Regions from separate parts of the Homo sapiens genome. Here all the other regions are linked to region 4. The links are chromatin loops, found by intact Hi-C in ENCODE. Cell type or tissue: OCI-LY7. All regions are shown on one strand.

Region 1 (4,000 bases), 190 kb before region 4:
TGCCCATCAATCAATGAGTGGATAAAGAAACTGCAGTATACATATACGATGGAATACTACTCAGCCATAAACAGGAATGAATTAATGGCATTCACAGCAACCTGGATGAGATCGGAGACCATTATTCTAAGTGAAATAACTCAGGAATGGAAAAGCAAACATTGTATGTTCTCAATCATATGTGGGAGCTAAGCTATGAGGATACAGAGACATAAGAATGACACAGTGGACTTTGGGGACTCAGGGAGAAAGGGTGGGAAGGGAGTGATGGATAAAAGACTACAATTTGGGTGCAGTGTATACTGCTCGGGTGATGTGTGCACCAAAATCTCACAAATCACCACTAAAGATCTTACTCATGTGGCTGGGCGCAGTGGCTCATGCCTGTAATCCCAACACTTTGGGAGACCGAGGCAGGTGGATCACGAGGTCAGGAGATCGAGACCATCCTGGCTAACATGATGAAACCCATCTCTACTAGAAATACAAAAAATTAGCTGGGTGTGGTGGTGGGCCCCTGTAGTCCCAGCTACTCAGGAGGCTGAGGCAGGAGAATGGCATGAACCCGGGACGCGGAGCTGGCAGTGAGCCGAGATCGCGCCACTGCACTCCAGCCTGGGCGACAGAGCAAGACTCCGTCTCAAAAAAGAAAAAAAGAAAGATCTTACTCATGTAACAAAACACCACCTGCTCCCCAATAACCTATGGAAATAAAATAATTTTTTTAAAAAAAAGAATCTAGGCTGGGCATGGTGGCTCACGTCTGTAATCCCAGCACTTTGGGAGGCCAAGGCGGGTGGATTACCTGAGGTCAGGAGTTTGAGACCAGCCTGGCCAACATGATGAAACCCTGTCTCTACTAAAAATACAAAAATTAGCCAGGCGTGGTGGCACACACCTGTAGTCCCAGCTACTCAGGAGGCTGAGGCAGGAGAATGGCATGAACCCGGGAGGCAGAAGTTGCAATGAGCCGAGATCGTGCCACTGCACTCCAGCCTGGCCGACAGAGTGAGACTGTGTCAAAAAAAAAAAAAAAAAAAGAAAGAAAGAAAAGAAAAAGAAACTAATAGGGAAAAACAGCTAGTATCACTCTTACATGAGATCTTTAGGCATTATACAGTAAGACTGTCTCAATCTCAGTAAGAACTAAGTAAATAAATAAAATAACAGACTTTTGTGCATCCAAAACTTTCAGGCAAAGATTGTAAGTTCTCTAGCATCATTATATGCCCAGGTTATATTTCTCAAGCCTTACTTGTTCCTTCCACACATTAACATTTCAGAATTATATTTCATTTATAACAGGTATTCTCTAGGCTCACTAACCTGACAGGGTTAATATCAAAAAATAAAAACAAAAATAATGGCATTTAAATAAAAATAGCCTCTGGCTTGAGCCCATCCTAGCAACCACAGTGAAATTCCAGCTTCCCCCAAATCTTCTCAGAGTTCTTGGATGGCCTGAGAATGATCCCCACAGCCTCTAGACGCTACCTGCAATGTTCTTTGCAAGGAGCTCCCCTCTTCCCTTCAATTGGTTCCACCTCTGTCTACAAAGCTGCTTTCCTTTCTCTCTTATGGCTCACTTTACTGATACTGAACTCCTTGCTTCCCAATATTGAGATCTGCTGTGTCCTGGGGCTGGGGCTGTACCTCTCCCGTATCACTCCCCTGCTCTTGTCACCATCAGCGCTTCTGTCCTGAGCTACAAGCCCTCAGCTAAGCCACAGCATGCAAGTGCATGTTTCAGTCTACAGGCAGAGCTGGAGGCCGCTTGCTCCAAAAGAGAACATCCACTTTACTTTCTTACCTTGCTGCATCCACAAGAGGGAGCCTCGTGCCAGCTTCTCCAGCCAGGATGGTAGCCCCCAAGACTCTTCCTCTTCCATCCACCTTTAGGTGCAGCATCCAACAAGGTCAAAATCACAATGTCTTGCATCTAACAAAAAATTACCAGGCATAAAAAAAAAAAAAAAAAAAAAACAGGAAAATATGACCCTTAATATAAAGGAAAAAAACATGAAAAACAACCCAGAAATGACACAGACTATAGAATTAGTGGAAATAGTTATTATAATTGTATCCTATATGATATATAGTGTATATATATATGTAATTGATATATAATTGTATCAAAAATTTAGAAGACTGAACGTGTTGGTAGATCTATAGAAGATGTTTTTTAAATACCCAAATTGAACTTCTGAAATTAAAACTATAATGTCTAACATGAAAACACATTGGATGAGATTAACAGCAGATTAGACACTAAGAAGAAAAGATTTGTGAACTTAAAGACAGCAATAAAAGCCATCCAAATTGAAATACAAAGAGAAAAAAAAAAATGAAAAGAAACGAGAAGAGCATCAGGGCATTGTGGGACAACTTCAATCAGTCTAAAAAATGAAAAGATGCTTCCAAATGTAAAAAAGAATCCTTTAAATTGTCAAAGAGCCCATCAGAATTTTTAACAGCTCTATTAGAAAAAAAATTCATTTTGCTGCTTAAGTTCCAGCAGGCCAATCTTTGTGATGAATCCCTTGGGATGTTGCCAATCCAGACAGGCAGCTCTTAAGGTGACATACCAGTCATCCAGGGACTTACCATCATGTCAGTCATTTTGTTACTGTTTTTAATAATGTAAAATACTTGACCAATGAGGATTCCTTCCAGAAATGCAAAAGTTATCCAACAATAGGAATCCTATCTACACAAATCATTACATTTATAAAGAAGAAAGCCCACATGATTTTATGAATTAATGTATAAAGGTGTTTCTCTAATATTTAACAGCATTCTAATAAAAAGTTTAACTAACATAGGAATAGACAGAAGCTACCTAAACAAGACGAAAACTGTTTACCAAAACAGAATTCTATTTTTAATCATGATGGAATAATAGAGACTAGAAGTACCTTCCCTCCTTGCACAACTAAAAGCTGGACAAAATATATCAAGTGAAAGTTTTCAGACATTGGACAACAGGCAGTGCAAGACTGTGATCCCTGAGAGAAAGACAAGTGAGATGAGCCTGCAAGTACCCCCAGCTCACTGCCTGGAGAATTTCCAGGCTGATCACAGAAAAAAGAAACCAAAACAGGAGTCCAACAGTCTCACTGATTAAGGAGACAAAGTTCAGAGTTCCAGCAGGGCAAAATGAGAAAAATCTGTGAGGCAAAGTATCAGAGAAAAAGTACTGCAGAGAGTGAGGGTTCCAGAGATCTTCAGAGCAGTCCCTCAAGACTTGGGCTGAGTACTGCTATGTGCTTGTGTAAGGAGACTACTGAGGCTGGGGAAAGAACAGCAGAGAAGAGTAGGCAGAACAATTTCAGGAGTTCACACAGGACCAGAAATAGTGTTTTCCCTAGCCGGTTTGGGAAGATCTCCTAATACGGTGGGGCATTGGGTACAGTTCTCAAAAGCAAATTGCCTCAGTGGGGCCAAATTAGCCCTCAGTGTAAAAGTAAAGTACCTAAAGGGATGTTTAGAAATCCAGCACCCAATAACATAATGTGTACAATGTCTGGCATTCAATAAAATATTACCTAGTATGCAAATAAGCAGGAACATAAGACCCAGTACCAGAAAAAAAAAAATCATTCTATAAACATAGACCTATATATGACTCAGATGTTAGAATTTGTAGGCAAGGACATCAAAACAAGAATTATAAATTCACTCCATATGTTCAAGAAGTACAAGAAAGCATGAGTATAGTCGGGAGAAAAATGAAATGCCTAACTAAACTTCTAGAAATGAAAAATACAATAACTAAGCTGAAAAATACATTGGCAGGATTAACAGCAGATTAAATGCTACAGGAGAAAAGATTTGTGAATTTGAAGATATAGCAATAGGAACTATGCAAATTAAACATTGAGAGAAAATATAAGCCAGAAGAAAACTAAACAAAGCATCAATAAGTTGTGGGACAATATCAAGTAGCCTAACATATACATAACTGGAGTATCCAGAAGAGGGGAGGAAAATAATACTTGAA
Region 2 (4,000 bases), 150 kb after region 4:
CCTACCCTAAAGCCAAAGGAGTCTGAGGCAGAGTCAAGACTCTCAGAAGCAAGTTAAACCAGTTCCTGCAGGCCCTGACATGCCCTGCTGAATAGCCCCTGCAGAAAATTCCTGTCCTCAGCTGTAGCCACAGCTGGCTACTGATGGTAAGAAAGAGACCTGAGGAGGGGAGAGATCTCAAGGAAAACACAAGTCGACACCTTCCTTCAAATACAGATAGAGCCAAACTGGACTTTTAGGAGCTGAGACCGTGCCTGTGGGGCAAAGCTAACACTCAAGTCACCTCTTTCTTGGTCAGCATAGTGGCTACTTCTGCCTGAAAGGACATCTCCAAAGAGCACCAATGCCTGTTTCTTGGGGCCTCCATCCAACTGTGTCAGCTCAGATCCTAGCAGAGCTCCCGGTGTTCTCTGAGAAGCTGCCTCCCAGCAATATCTGAGAGCCCAGGTTTCAGTTTCTTCCTCCAGGTTGCTCAGGTCCCCTGAGTCCCGGGGAAAGGCCACACATGGCTTATTCCTCATGCAGGCAATATGGCTGGGTGTCTTGCCTCACTGTGGTTATATAGGGTAGGCTACAACCAGGGGGAGTACAGAGGTTAATGGTTCAGGATTGGGTAAAGGCCTGGCTGGAGGCTTGAGGGCTTGGAGCTTGGTGTAAAAGTTACCTCCCCCTGTTTCTGGTGCTTCAGAGTCAAAATTATTTGGCCTGACTTTAAGTGAGGGAGTTCTGCCATCTCTCCTGGACTGTAAGAGCTCAGCCGATGACTCAGGGAGCCCTAAGAATGCTTTACAGCTGTGCTCTGTAAACACCGTCACGTTTTATGTTGCAGAAGTTCACAGTCAGCCAAGAGATTTAGTTACCTGCCTGCAGTCAAAAGCTGGTTAATGATTAGAAACAGGATTTAACTGGGAGCTTCAACCTCAGATCCAGTGCTCTTTCTCTAAGCTGCCTCCTACCTAACTCCTCCAATGCTCTATTTATTTATTTCAGATAGGATCTGGCTCTGTCATCCAGGCTGAAGTGCAGTGGTGCAATCATAGCTAACTACAGCCCCAAACTTCTTGTGCTCAAGCGATCCTCCCATCTCAGCCTCCTAAGTAGCTGGGACTACAGGTACGTGCCACTTGTAGTGATTTTTAAATTCTTTTTTTAATAGAGATGAGGTCTTGGTATGTTGACTAGGCTGGTCTTGAGCTCCTGGCCTCAAGCAATCCTCCTACCTCAATCTCCCAAAGCGCTGAGGTTAGGTATGAGCCACCGCACCCCACCTCAATTTATTGAATTTGGTGATCCAGTGATCCAGTGGCAACATTCCATTCCTTCCACAATAAGATCTATTTGGCTTTAAACAAAACACACACACTTCTGAGAAGCTGTATGCTCACATCTTTGTAAATCAAATCTGCAGATAAATGCAGAGGGAAGCTTGATTCAAGGATTGCTACTCTGAAAACCTCAATAAAGTGAAATAAAACCCCAAAAACTCCTTCGAGTTTGAGACCAGCCTGAGCAATAAAGAAAATCCTGTCTCTAAAAAAAAAAAAAAAAAAATTAGCCATGCAGGGTAGTGCATGCCTGTAGTCCCAGCTACTCAGGAGGCTGAGGTGGGAGGATTGCTTGAGTGACCAGGAGGTTGAGGCTGCAGTGAGCCAAGATGGGGCCACTCCACTCCAGCCTGGGCAACACAGCAAGACCCTGTCTCAAAACAAAAACAAAAAACTCTTTCACACTACAGCTACCTTCCTCTCTCCGCAGTCCCTTTAAAAGACATTTTTGTGCATATCTTTGTTTTCTCCACACTCCATGTGGAATTTATGCAGGAGAGGGATCTCCAGAAGCGAGGAGCTAAGCTCTGGCTCCCCCTACTGGGTATATGATGGATTCATTGGCCCCAAATCTCCCATAAGACTCTGGGGCTCTCCAATCTTGTACCTGCCTGTGCTTGGAAAGCCTTTAGAAGGCAGGGCTCCCTAAGGAGAGATGTGACCGTGGAAGGCTTTCTAGAAGAGTTGGAACCTGAACTACATCTTGAAAGATTTTGACATGGGAAGTTGGTAAGCTGGTTTGTAATTATTTCGTCATTTAACAATATATCTTAACAATCATTGTATGTCAGTACCTATAGCTTTACCTCTTTTTTTTTTTTTTTTTTTTTTTTTTTTTTTTTTTGAGACGGAGTCTCGCTCTGTCGCCCAGGCTGGAGTGCAGTGGCGTGATCTCGGCTCACTGCAAGCTCCGCCTCCCGGGTTCACGCCATTCTCCTGCCTCAGCCTCCCGAGTAGCTGGGACTACAGGCGCCCGCCACCACGCCCGGCTAAATTTTTGTATTTTTTAGTAGAGACGGGGTTACACTGTGTTAGCCAGGATGGTCTCGATCTCCTGACCTCGTGATCTGCCCGCCTCAGCCTCCCAAAGTGCTGGGATTACAGGCGTGAGCCACCGCGCCCAGCCTCATTCTTTTTTTTTTATTATTATTTTTATTTTTATTTTTTTGAGACGGAGTCTTGCTCTGTTACCCAGGCTGGAGTGCAGTGGCGCGATCTCGGCTCACTGCAAGCTCTGCCTCCCGGGTTCATGCCATTCTCCTGCCTCAGCCTCCCGAGCAGCTGGGACTACAGGCGCCCACCACCACGCCTGGCTAATTTTTTGTACTTTTAGTAGAGACAGGGTTTCACTGTGTTAGCCAGGATGGTCTCGATCTCCTGACCTCGTGATCGGCCCGCCTTGGCCTCCCAAAGTGCTGGGATTACAGGCGTGAGCCACCGTGCCCAGCCTCATTCTTTCTTTTTTTAATTATTTTTATTTTTATTTTTTTTGAGACGGAGTCTTGCTCTGTTACCCAGGCTGGAGTGCAGTGGCGCGATCTCGGCTCACTGCAAGCTCCGCCTCCCGGGTTCATGCCATTCTCCTGCCTCAGCCTCCCGAGTAGTTGGGACTACAGGCGCCCACCACCACGCCTGGCTAATTTTTTGTACTTTTAGTAGAGACAGGGTTTCACTGTGTTAGCTAGGATGGTCTCAATTTCCTGACCTCGTGATCCACCCGCCTCGGCCTCCCAAAGTGCTGGGATTACAGGCGTGAGCCACTGCGCCCAGCCCTTTTCTTTTTTTTAAATCATCCAGCCCAAAATGTCAAAAGGACAAGCTTATGCTTTTATTTATTTTTATTTTTTGAGACAGATTCTTGCTCTGTCACCCAGGCTGGAGTGCAATGGTGCAATCTTGGCTCACTTGCACCCTTGACCTCACAGGCTCAAGTGATCCTCCCATCTCAGCCTCCCAAATAGCTGGGCCCACAGGTGTGCACCACCATGCCTGGCTAATCTTTTTTTTATTGTTTTTTTATTTTTTTTTAGACAGTCTCACTCTGTCGCCCAGGCTGGAATGCAGTAGTGCGATCTCAGCTCACTGCAACCTCCGCCTCCTGGGTTCAAGCGATTCTCCTGCCTCAGCCTCCTAAGTAGCTGGGACTACAGGTGTACACCACCACACTCGGCTAATTTTTGTATTTTTAGTAGAAACGGGGTTTCGTTATGTTGGCCAGGTTGGTCTAGTACTCCTGACCTTAGGTGATCTGCCCACCTTGGCCTCCCAAAGTGCTGGGATTATAGGCGTGAGCCACTGCACCTGGCCATGCCTGGCTAATTTTTTAAATTTTAGAAATGGGATCTCCCTGTGTTGCCCAGGCTGGTCTTGAACTCCTGAGCTCAAGTGATCCTGGCACCTTGGCCTTCCAAAGTGTTGGGATTACAGGGATGAGCCACCATGCCCAGCTACTTCATTCTTTCAAAAGTGGGCTATATATGTACATTTAAAAAACTTTTTATGGCTAGGCTCAGTGCCTCACGCCTGTAATCCCAGCACTCTGGGAGGCCAAGGCAGGTGGATCACCTGAGGTCAGGAGTTCAAGACCAGCGTGACCAACATGGTTAAACCTGATCTCTAATAAAAATACAAAATTAGCCGGGCGTGGTGGCGGGTGCCTATAATCCCAGCTATTC
Region 3 (4,000 bases), 300 kb before region 4:
ACAGAGGCACTGTGTTTCCCAGTAACGGAGAAGCCATGGGGAGAATTTCAGAGGTTTTTTTTGAGATGGAGTCTCGCCGTGTCGCCCAGGCTGGAGTGCAGTGGCACGATCTCAGCTCACTGCAAGCTCTGCCTCCCAGGTTCACACCATTCTCCTGCCTCAGCATCCTGAGTAGCTGGGACTACAGGCGCCCGCAACCACGCCCGGCTAATTTTCTGTATTTTTAGTAGAGACGGGGTTTCACCGTGTTAGCCAGGATGGTCTCGATCTCCTGACCTTGTGATCTGCCCACCTCAGCCTCCCAAAGTGCTGGGATTACAGGCGTGAGCCACTGCACCTGGCCAATTTCAGAAGTTTTGAGGGAGCTAGGGTTTTCTAATTCTTCTATATCCTTGGATATCTCCATTCTTAATGTCAAAAATAATCTCTGGAGCTGGTTCCAGGAGTCTCAACCCATTTGCTACAGTACATGCACCATCTCAGGTGTCCAAAGGTGAATATTTGATTAACTACTTCACAGCTTCATACCCCTGCTGCTGTTTTTCCATTCTGGAATGTGGAAAGCAGTGTGACTCCTATTAACTGACCAGTAGTCAATTTCAACTACCCATAAATATGTGAGTGTCTTGTATCTGTAATCCCCTATCTGGTGCCATTTTTGGAAACCAGTTAAGACTCTTTTATCCTAAAAAAATGAACTATGTTGCATTTCTGGAAAGTAATTATTGATGAAATACTCCCTGGAGAGTCTGAAGCCCCTGATATTGTATATTTAATGGTTATCCTCCTTTTAATAAAAGGTATGGGAAGAAATTTTAAATATTATTCCTAAATACCTTACATCGAGATGAGCTAGAGTTAATTAAGTGGGACGAGGGATAATGAATTCGAGGGCATTTAAGAAAGATTAAAGAACCAATGCAAAATGTTTTAATCAGGAAAGAAATTGGTGTGTTTAATGACAGAAAAGAAGTCAGCAGCATGGCAGGAGCTGGGGGGAGGTCGGTGAGTACAGGGCAAACTTGAAGAAGGCAGGAAGGCATCAGACCACTCAGAACCTTACTGGTCAAGGTAAATTATACAGAATTCAACATAAAGCTTAACAGGAGACACTGAGGTTTTCAACATTTGACTTCTGTAGTAATCAGATTCGTGGCTGTGTATCTGTGTATTTAATCACCCTGGTCACAAAGTGAAGAAATAATGGACTGTGCAGGGAAGACAAAATGTTACCTCTTCCCTCTTAGGGTTTTTCGGCTGGGCCTGAGAATGGAACAGATTAACAGGAGGAAAGCATACACATGTATTTAATATAAGTTTTACATCACATGAAAGGCCCCATAATTAAAGGAAGACCTGAATATGCAGTTAGAATTCAATACTCATATACTCAGTTGGGCAAAGAGTCATACATTGTGGAAAGGTGAAAAAGGGGCTTGGGCTAGGGTTGCTGGTTGAATGGCAAAGTGACTAGGAAGGTGAGGGTTAGTTTAACAAGCTTTTTTGGTATAGATTCCTTGGCCTCAACATCATCCCCTCCTACCCTTCATGTTAAGAATGTTCTTTCTTTCTGGTATAGATAAGACATCTTTTATATGGGAGGCTTATTCCATTTTTCAAGAAGAAAAGGGGAAGGGTCAGAGTACTCTTATACCTGCTATTGTCTTTAATGACTCTAGCTCAAAATAATCCTTATGCCAAAGTGGCATATTTTGGGCGGAGGGTTGGGGGCTTATGCTGCCACCCTCCAGCAGTGTGGACAGAGTTGATGCGGAGAAAAAAGTTAGCTCAGGCAAGCAGTAGTTTAGCTGGGATAATGATGATGGTGTTAGAAATATGGGGAAAATGAGACATTTAAAAGGAAGAAAATCAAAGGACTTGGCAATTGATTAGACATGAGCAGCAATATGCAGGGGGTGGGGGGTGGTGATTAAGAGACTGCGACAGACAGACAAATAAGGAGGACCAAGTGGGAAGAAGATCAAGATTTACTTTGAGATTGGGAGTGCCTTTGGGACAGTAATCTAAACAAGAATATGCAGGGAGCAGTTGGATGTACAAGTCATGGACTCAGAAAATGGATCTGGATAAGAAGTACACCTTTGGGACATTTAGCATCACTGGAAGAATGAAAGTGCCTCCAATCCCTTGATATAGAGTTTACAATGAAAAAAGCAGAGAACATAGGATAGAGATTTAGGCAGCACACCTGCCTTGGGGGACTATAAAAGGTTGAGGGAGGCAAAATGCACTGATAAACCACCATCGGCATTAGACTAATGGCTGAGTAATTGTGTAAGTAATTGCTAGTAATAATGCTGTGGAGTACGTGCCTGGTACCACACCAAGTGCTGCTTTTTTCTTAATTCCGCTCTGATACTTGGGATGCCTCCCTGCTGCCTCGCTGCGGGGCGGGCCACTCCCCACCCAGGCAGGCCGAGGCAGAGCTCAGCGGGCATCGGATGAATTCGCCCCTTTGACCACTAGAGGGTGATGTGGATCTTTCTGTAAAATATCTGCTGCTCATCAAGTGCGGACTCAAGAGCTTCACCTGTGTTCAGCATTTGGGGACGCTCTCAGCTCTCGGCGCACGGCCCAGCTTCCTTCAAAATGTCTACTGTTCACGAAATCCTGTGCAAGCTCAGCTTGGAGGGTGATCACTCTACACCCCCAAGTGCATATGGGTCTGTCAAAGCCTACACTAACTTTGATGCTGAGCGGGATGCTTTGAACATTGAAACAGCCATCAAGACCAAAGGTGTGGATGAGGTCACCATTGTCAACATTGTGACCAACCGCGACAATGCACAGAGACAGGATATTGTCTTCTCCTACCAGAGAAGGACCAAAAAGGAACTTGCATCAGCACTGAAGTCAGCCTTATCTGGCCACCTGGAGACGGTGATTTTGGGCCTATTGAAGACACCTGCTCAGTATGACGCTTCTGAGCTAAAAGCTTCCATGAAGGGGCTAGGAACCGACGAGGACTCTCTCATTGAGATCATCTGCTCCAGAACCAACCAGGAGCTGCAGGAAATTAACAGAGTCTACAAGGAAATGTACAAGACTGATCTGGAGAAGGACATTATTTCGGACACATCTGGTGACTTCCGCAAGCTGATGGTTGCCCTGGCAAAGGGTAGAAGAGCAGAGGATGGCTCTGTCATTGATTATGAACTGATTGACCAAGATGCCCAGGATCTCTATGACGCTGGAGTGAAGAGGAAAGGAACTGATGTTCCCAAGTGGATCAGCATCATGACCGAGCGGAGCGTGCCCCACCTCCAGAAAGTATTTGATAGGTACAAGAGTTACAGCCCTTATGACATGTTGGAAAGCATCAGGAAAGAGGTTAAAGGAGACCTGGAAAATGCTTTCCTGAACCTGGTCCAGCGCATTCAGAACAAGCCCTTGTATTTTGCTGATCAGCTGTACGACTCCATGAAGGGCAAGGGGACGCGAGATAAGGTCCTGATCAGAATCATGGTCTCCCGCAGTGAAGTGGACATGTTGAAAATTAGGTCTGAATTCAAGAGAAAGTACGGCAAGTCCCTGTACTATTACATCCAGCAAGACACTAAGGGCGACTACCAGAAAGCGCTGCTGTACCTGTGTGGTGGAGACGACTGAAGCCCGACACAGCCTGAGCGTCCAGAAATGGTGCTCACCATGCTTCCAGCTAACAGGTCTACTAAACATACAAAAGTTTAGCCGGGCGTGGTGGCGCTCGCCTGTAGTCCCAGCTAGTCCGGAGGCTGAGGCAGGAGAATGGCTTGAACCCGGAAGGCAGAGGTTACAGTGAGCCGAGATCATGCCACTGCACTCCAGCCTGGGCAACAGAGCTAGACTCTGTCTCTAAATAAATAAATAAATGTAAGGGGCGCGGTGGCTCACGCCTGTAATCCCAGCACTTTGGGAGGCCGAGGTGGGCGGATCACCTGAGGTCAGGAGTTCAAGACCAGCCTGGCCAACATGGTGAAACCCCGTCTCTACCAAAAAC
Region 4 (4,000 bases):
CTCCAGGCCTTATCCTGGAAAGGAGAGGTAAACACTACCTTTGCCAGGCCCAGAACCTGCAGACTTGTTTGGTGCCTGCGATGATCCAGCATAGCCACCTTTGGAGTAGTCTCCTGCTGCTGTCCCCTGGGTCAGGTCGTCATAACCTAGCGTGGCAGGGTACAAGAGGCAAGTGTGAGCCAGGCAAGCCTGTCTAACCCCATGTGTCTCTGTCTGGGAAGTACCCCTCACCTGTACTGTAGCCGTGCTGGCCATAACCACTGGCCTGCTGGAAGGGAGGTGTGGGAGTGCTGAGGTTCACCCCATGTTGCTTGGCTGAGGCTGGAGGGACCTGGGGGGGCAAGCAGATGAGGTATTAGTGTAGGAAGAGGCAAGCTGAGGCTGGTCAGGTACCCCTGCCAGAGCCTAAGGCAGCAGGTGACATACCCACAACCACAGGGGACCTGTGTTTTCATTAGTGCAACACATGCTGGATCTAAACACAGCAGGGGAAAAGTGACCTTGTCCCCAGCCTGAACAGTTTCTGAAGACCAGGTAAGACGGAGTGGAATCACAACCCTCCCTCCCTGCTGGAAGATAGGTCCCAGGTTTCCACCTGCCAGCAACCCAAGGCCAGGAGACACAGTCACACCCTCTGAAATACTCACAAACATGGTGGGGCCATACTGGAAGGCACTGGGCATGCCTGTGTAGTAGGGAAGACCAGTGTAGCTATAGCCAGGTGGCAGTGCAGGATTCACGAAGGGCTGCTGGGCTGTGTGGTGGGTCTGTGATTGGCTCTGCTGTGGCTGAGCTGGTGTGGTAGCGGGTGCAGGGGATGCAGAGTCCCCACGGCCAAACTTTGTGACATCACCTAGGAAAGAGCACTGACTCCAGCCACTGCCCTTCCTCCAACCAGAGAAAGGCCACACTGGCTTCTGCAAACAGGAACAGGTCTGGCTGCCAGCTCAGCACAGGCTACTAAGAGGCCTCTCTCAGCTTGCTGTTGCTGCTTCCCAGCTCCTGGAGTTCGCGCTAGGCCGGCCCCGGGCTACTCCTCATCCATTGAGCAAACTCACCTGGATATGGATTATTAGCTAGGCTCCCATCTCGGCTGGCAAGCGCTGTGGGTGCAGCAAAGGGAATTCCATAGTAGTCCTAGGAGAGACCAGGGAGGCTTGATCAGCGACTGGCCCTGCTTGACTCCCAGGAGAGCAGAACCAGCACATGGAAGTGGTGACGCCACACTCCTGAAACAGACTCCATGCCTGAGAGCCAGCAGTCCCAGGGAACGCCAAGTAAATGGTGCCCCTCGGAAGAGTGTGCAACTAGGCGGCCTGCCTAACACATAAGCACACAGACCGGCCAACCCTGCAGCTTCACCAGGCAGAGCTGCTGGAGACCAAGCCTCACACATCCATTTGACACCACAGGCAGGTGCTTGTGTGAATGCCTCGGGCTGAACCAACTTCGCTGGCTTTTCTGTGTGAGAGACTAGAGCAGCTAGGAAAGCTGACTAAACAGAGCAGACCTGAAAAAGGAGGCAACAGAAGTGCAGGGGCCTGAAAGGTTTAAGGGGGGACAGGGGGCAGTGCCAGGTAGGCACGGGAATAAGCAGGACCCCAGGTGAAGCCCAGAACTGGCCTGTCACCACCTACACTGCTCTCAAAACACTGACATGGCCTAGGACAAGCTTGTCCAACCCACGGCCCATGACAGCTTTGAATGTGGCCCAACACAAATTCGTCTTTCTTAAAACATGAAATTTGTTTGCAATTTTTTTAAGCTCATCAGCTATCTTTAATGTTAGTGTATTTTATGTGTGGCCCAAGACAATTATTCTTTCAATGTGGCCCAAGGAAGCCAAAACATTGGACACCCCTGGCCCAGGACTTGGGGGAAGTATGGCAGATACAACAAAGTGTGGAGACAGAGACGGCAAAGCACAGTGGAGCTTCGTGGAGGAGGGGAGGTCTGACCTGACCCTCACTCACCATCCAGGGCCTCGCACTCCTGGACACACCTGGCCCCTGAGGAAAGGCAAAGCCCTTGGGCTGTGCCCGATCCCAGAAAGGAGCCATCCTGGCTGGGAATGGCACTCACACCCTCCAGGAAACCTCCCGGAAACCCATAGCAGCCTAGAACCCCCGGAAGAGGCAGAGCTGGGAACACACAGAGCTGCACAACTGAGGACGGGAGCAGAGAAAGCCCAGAAGGGGGAGCACTTTCACAGAACACGAGAATTCTCCAGGCAGGAACTAGGCTCACAAGCAGCAGAGGTGAACAAACAACCCGAGGGATAGAAAGAGCAACATATCTCAAAAGGTGGGCTCCAGAGGGTGTTTTCTCTAAGGCACAAAGTGATAAAAGCCAAAAGAGTGCTGTGAATAAGTGTGGAGACCACGGAGAGCCCCTGAAGCAGAATGAATCCCGGGGCTCAGCACCACCTCCTGCAGTTTGGGCCTTTGGCCGGCAGATTAAAGGGCTGCTGGTTTGCACAGTGGGGAGAAGCCGCTCCGCTCCCAGGCTAGGCCTCTGCTTCTGGAAATACGGCCAGCCAGTGGAAAGGGCTACTCTTCTGAAACAAGAGCAGCTCCGTCAGCTCTTTGTGGTGCAGCAGAGAAGGGAGCAACACCCACGGGGAAGAAGGCATCACTGCACAAGGGAGAAAGCCTCTTCCTCCAGCAACAGGAAAGACTGTATCCAGCAGAGGTGGTGTCCAAACTGCCTGCAACTCTCTGACAAGTGCCCTGGGAAATGGCAGAGCAAGAAGACAGTGGCTCCCAGGAGGAAGTCCTGCCCATGGGCAGGGCAAGGAGCGGGCCTATTCCCCTCTGTCCCCACAGTTCTGTTCATGTGGCTATCCCAGGAAAGGCCCACACTGCATTCTGGCACCAACGGTCAGAAGAAAGAGGCAACCCTGGTCTCAGAGTAAGGCTGCAACCACCAGGGACGTCCCAGGGCAGGCATTCTCACAAATCTAGATGGGAGGCCAGACCCAGAAGAGACCTTAAAGACCATCAGCTCAAGCCACTCACTCAGCTGATTGCAGAAGAGCAGTCACTGGCCATCTCAGACCAAAGACACTATATGGTACTCTGAGGAAGAGGAAGACAGTATAAAACTCCAGGGCCACGTAAGCAACCTCCATGTCTTGTGTCATATGGTTTTTCTTTTTAAAAAAGAGAGAGAAAACAAGATGGAGGAGGGAAGATAAGGACCAACATTTAACAGGGGACATGGCCTACCAGGGCCCCAGGTCCCAAAGGCCTTCATGTTTCCCAGGGATGAGCACTGGATACTCTGTGCTAAAGCTATGGTCACGCCTGGCACAACCGCCAGATGAAAACAGCTTTCTCAGTAGTGGTGCTGAGAGGTTCCTCAGGCAGAGGATCCTAAGGGCCAGAGAGTGTGGCAGCCAAGACCATAAGAGGGGGGACATGTAAAAGATTCTGAACCCTCTGCTCCGACCAGTCCATACCCCACTCACCACTGGCAGCCGTGACTGCAGCATCTGGAGCTCGTCATAGCCATAGATCTGTGTGAGAACCAGAAAGTGTATTTTAGGAACCACATACCACACCCTGGGAAGCCCAGGTCCATCTAGGAGTCAAAACAAGGTTGGGGGGCTCTAACACACCCGGGAATGGGATCTGGATTAGCTGTTACGGGAACAGATCCTGCCTTCACGGAGTCTAGATGGAAGAAGACCACCAGGGCTCAGTGGGGCAGAGACGGGGGTGCTCAGGGATGGAAGGGCAGCTCAAGGTGGGCAACCTGGGCCCAACGCCAGGTTCCTGCCAGGTGCCAGCCCCCGAGGCCAGGGGAGCTGGGCAGGCCAGGAGTTCCGCCATACACTCACCGGGTAGGCAGGAAGCAGTCCTCCGGGACCTACGAGGTACTGGTTGTGCAGCAGGGGAGGCACCCCCTGAGGTAAGTTTGGGGGTGCTTTGCCTGTATAGAGGGAAAAATCAAATGGAGTGAAATGGTCACCACAAAGAGTGAGAGTCCTCAGCTGCTT

Evidence for each region. Peaks named below come from ENCODE experiments on the same cell type or tissue, not always from the same donor. Only the 100,000 strongest peaks of a DNase experiment are listed, where the experiment ranks them.
Region 1: a loop joins it to region 4, with 5 times the contacts of the local background. A loop is called at or near these places in 4 of 110 quality-filtered maps.
Region 2: it touches region 4 in a loop (2.2-fold over the local background); 48 of 110 quality-filtered maps call a loop at or near these places.
Region 3: it touches region 4 in a loop (3-fold over the local background); 2 of 110 quality-filtered maps call a loop at or near these places.

What each region holds. Positions count from the first base shown.
Region 1 is chr9:33,736,478-33,740,477 of GRCh38, forward strand. UBE2R2-AS1 (UBE2R2 antisense RNA 1) reads right to left here. Exons shown (of 5, transcript NR_170204.1): 4 at 1,811-1,939. Among named protein-coding and RNA genes, the nearest start is that of PRSS3, 57 kb to the right of the region's middle. In OCI-LY7, CTCF peaks have their summits at 1,822 (motif pointing right) and 2,021; a DNase peak (open chromatin) is centred at 1,814.
Region 2 is chr9:34,072,525-34,076,524 of GRCh38, forward strand. No RefSeq gene overlaps it. Among named protein-coding and RNA genes, the nearest start is that of UBAP2, 26 kb to the left of the region's middle. In OCI-LY7, a CTCF peak has its summit at 1,845 (motif pointing left); a DNase peak (open chromatin) is centred at 1,887.
Region 3 is chr9:33,621,664-33,625,663 of GRCh38, forward strand. It overlaps the pseudogene ANXA2P2. Among named protein-coding and RNA genes, the nearest start is that of PTENP1-AS, 54 kb to the right of the region's middle. RefSeq lists an enhancer at 2,404-2,903. In OCI-LY7, CTCF peaks have their summits at 2,471 (motif pointing right) and 2,672; a DNase peak (open chromatin) is centred at 2,518.
Region 4 is chr9:33,923,148-33,927,147 of GRCh38, forward strand. UBAP2 (ubiquitin associated protein 2) reads right to left here. Exons shown (of 29, transcript NM_001370062.2): 21 at 3,842-3,933; 22 at 3,470-3,517; 23 at 1,059-1,137; 24 at 648-853; 25 at 232-331; 26 at 39-146. Among named protein-coding and RNA genes, the nearest start is that of SNORD121B, 9.2 kb to the right of the region's middle. RefSeq lists an enhancer at 1,969-2,208. In OCI-LY7, CTCF peaks have their summits at 2,203 (motif pointing right) and 2,407; a DNase peak (open chromatin) is centred at 2,204; H3K27ac peaks cover 636 bases.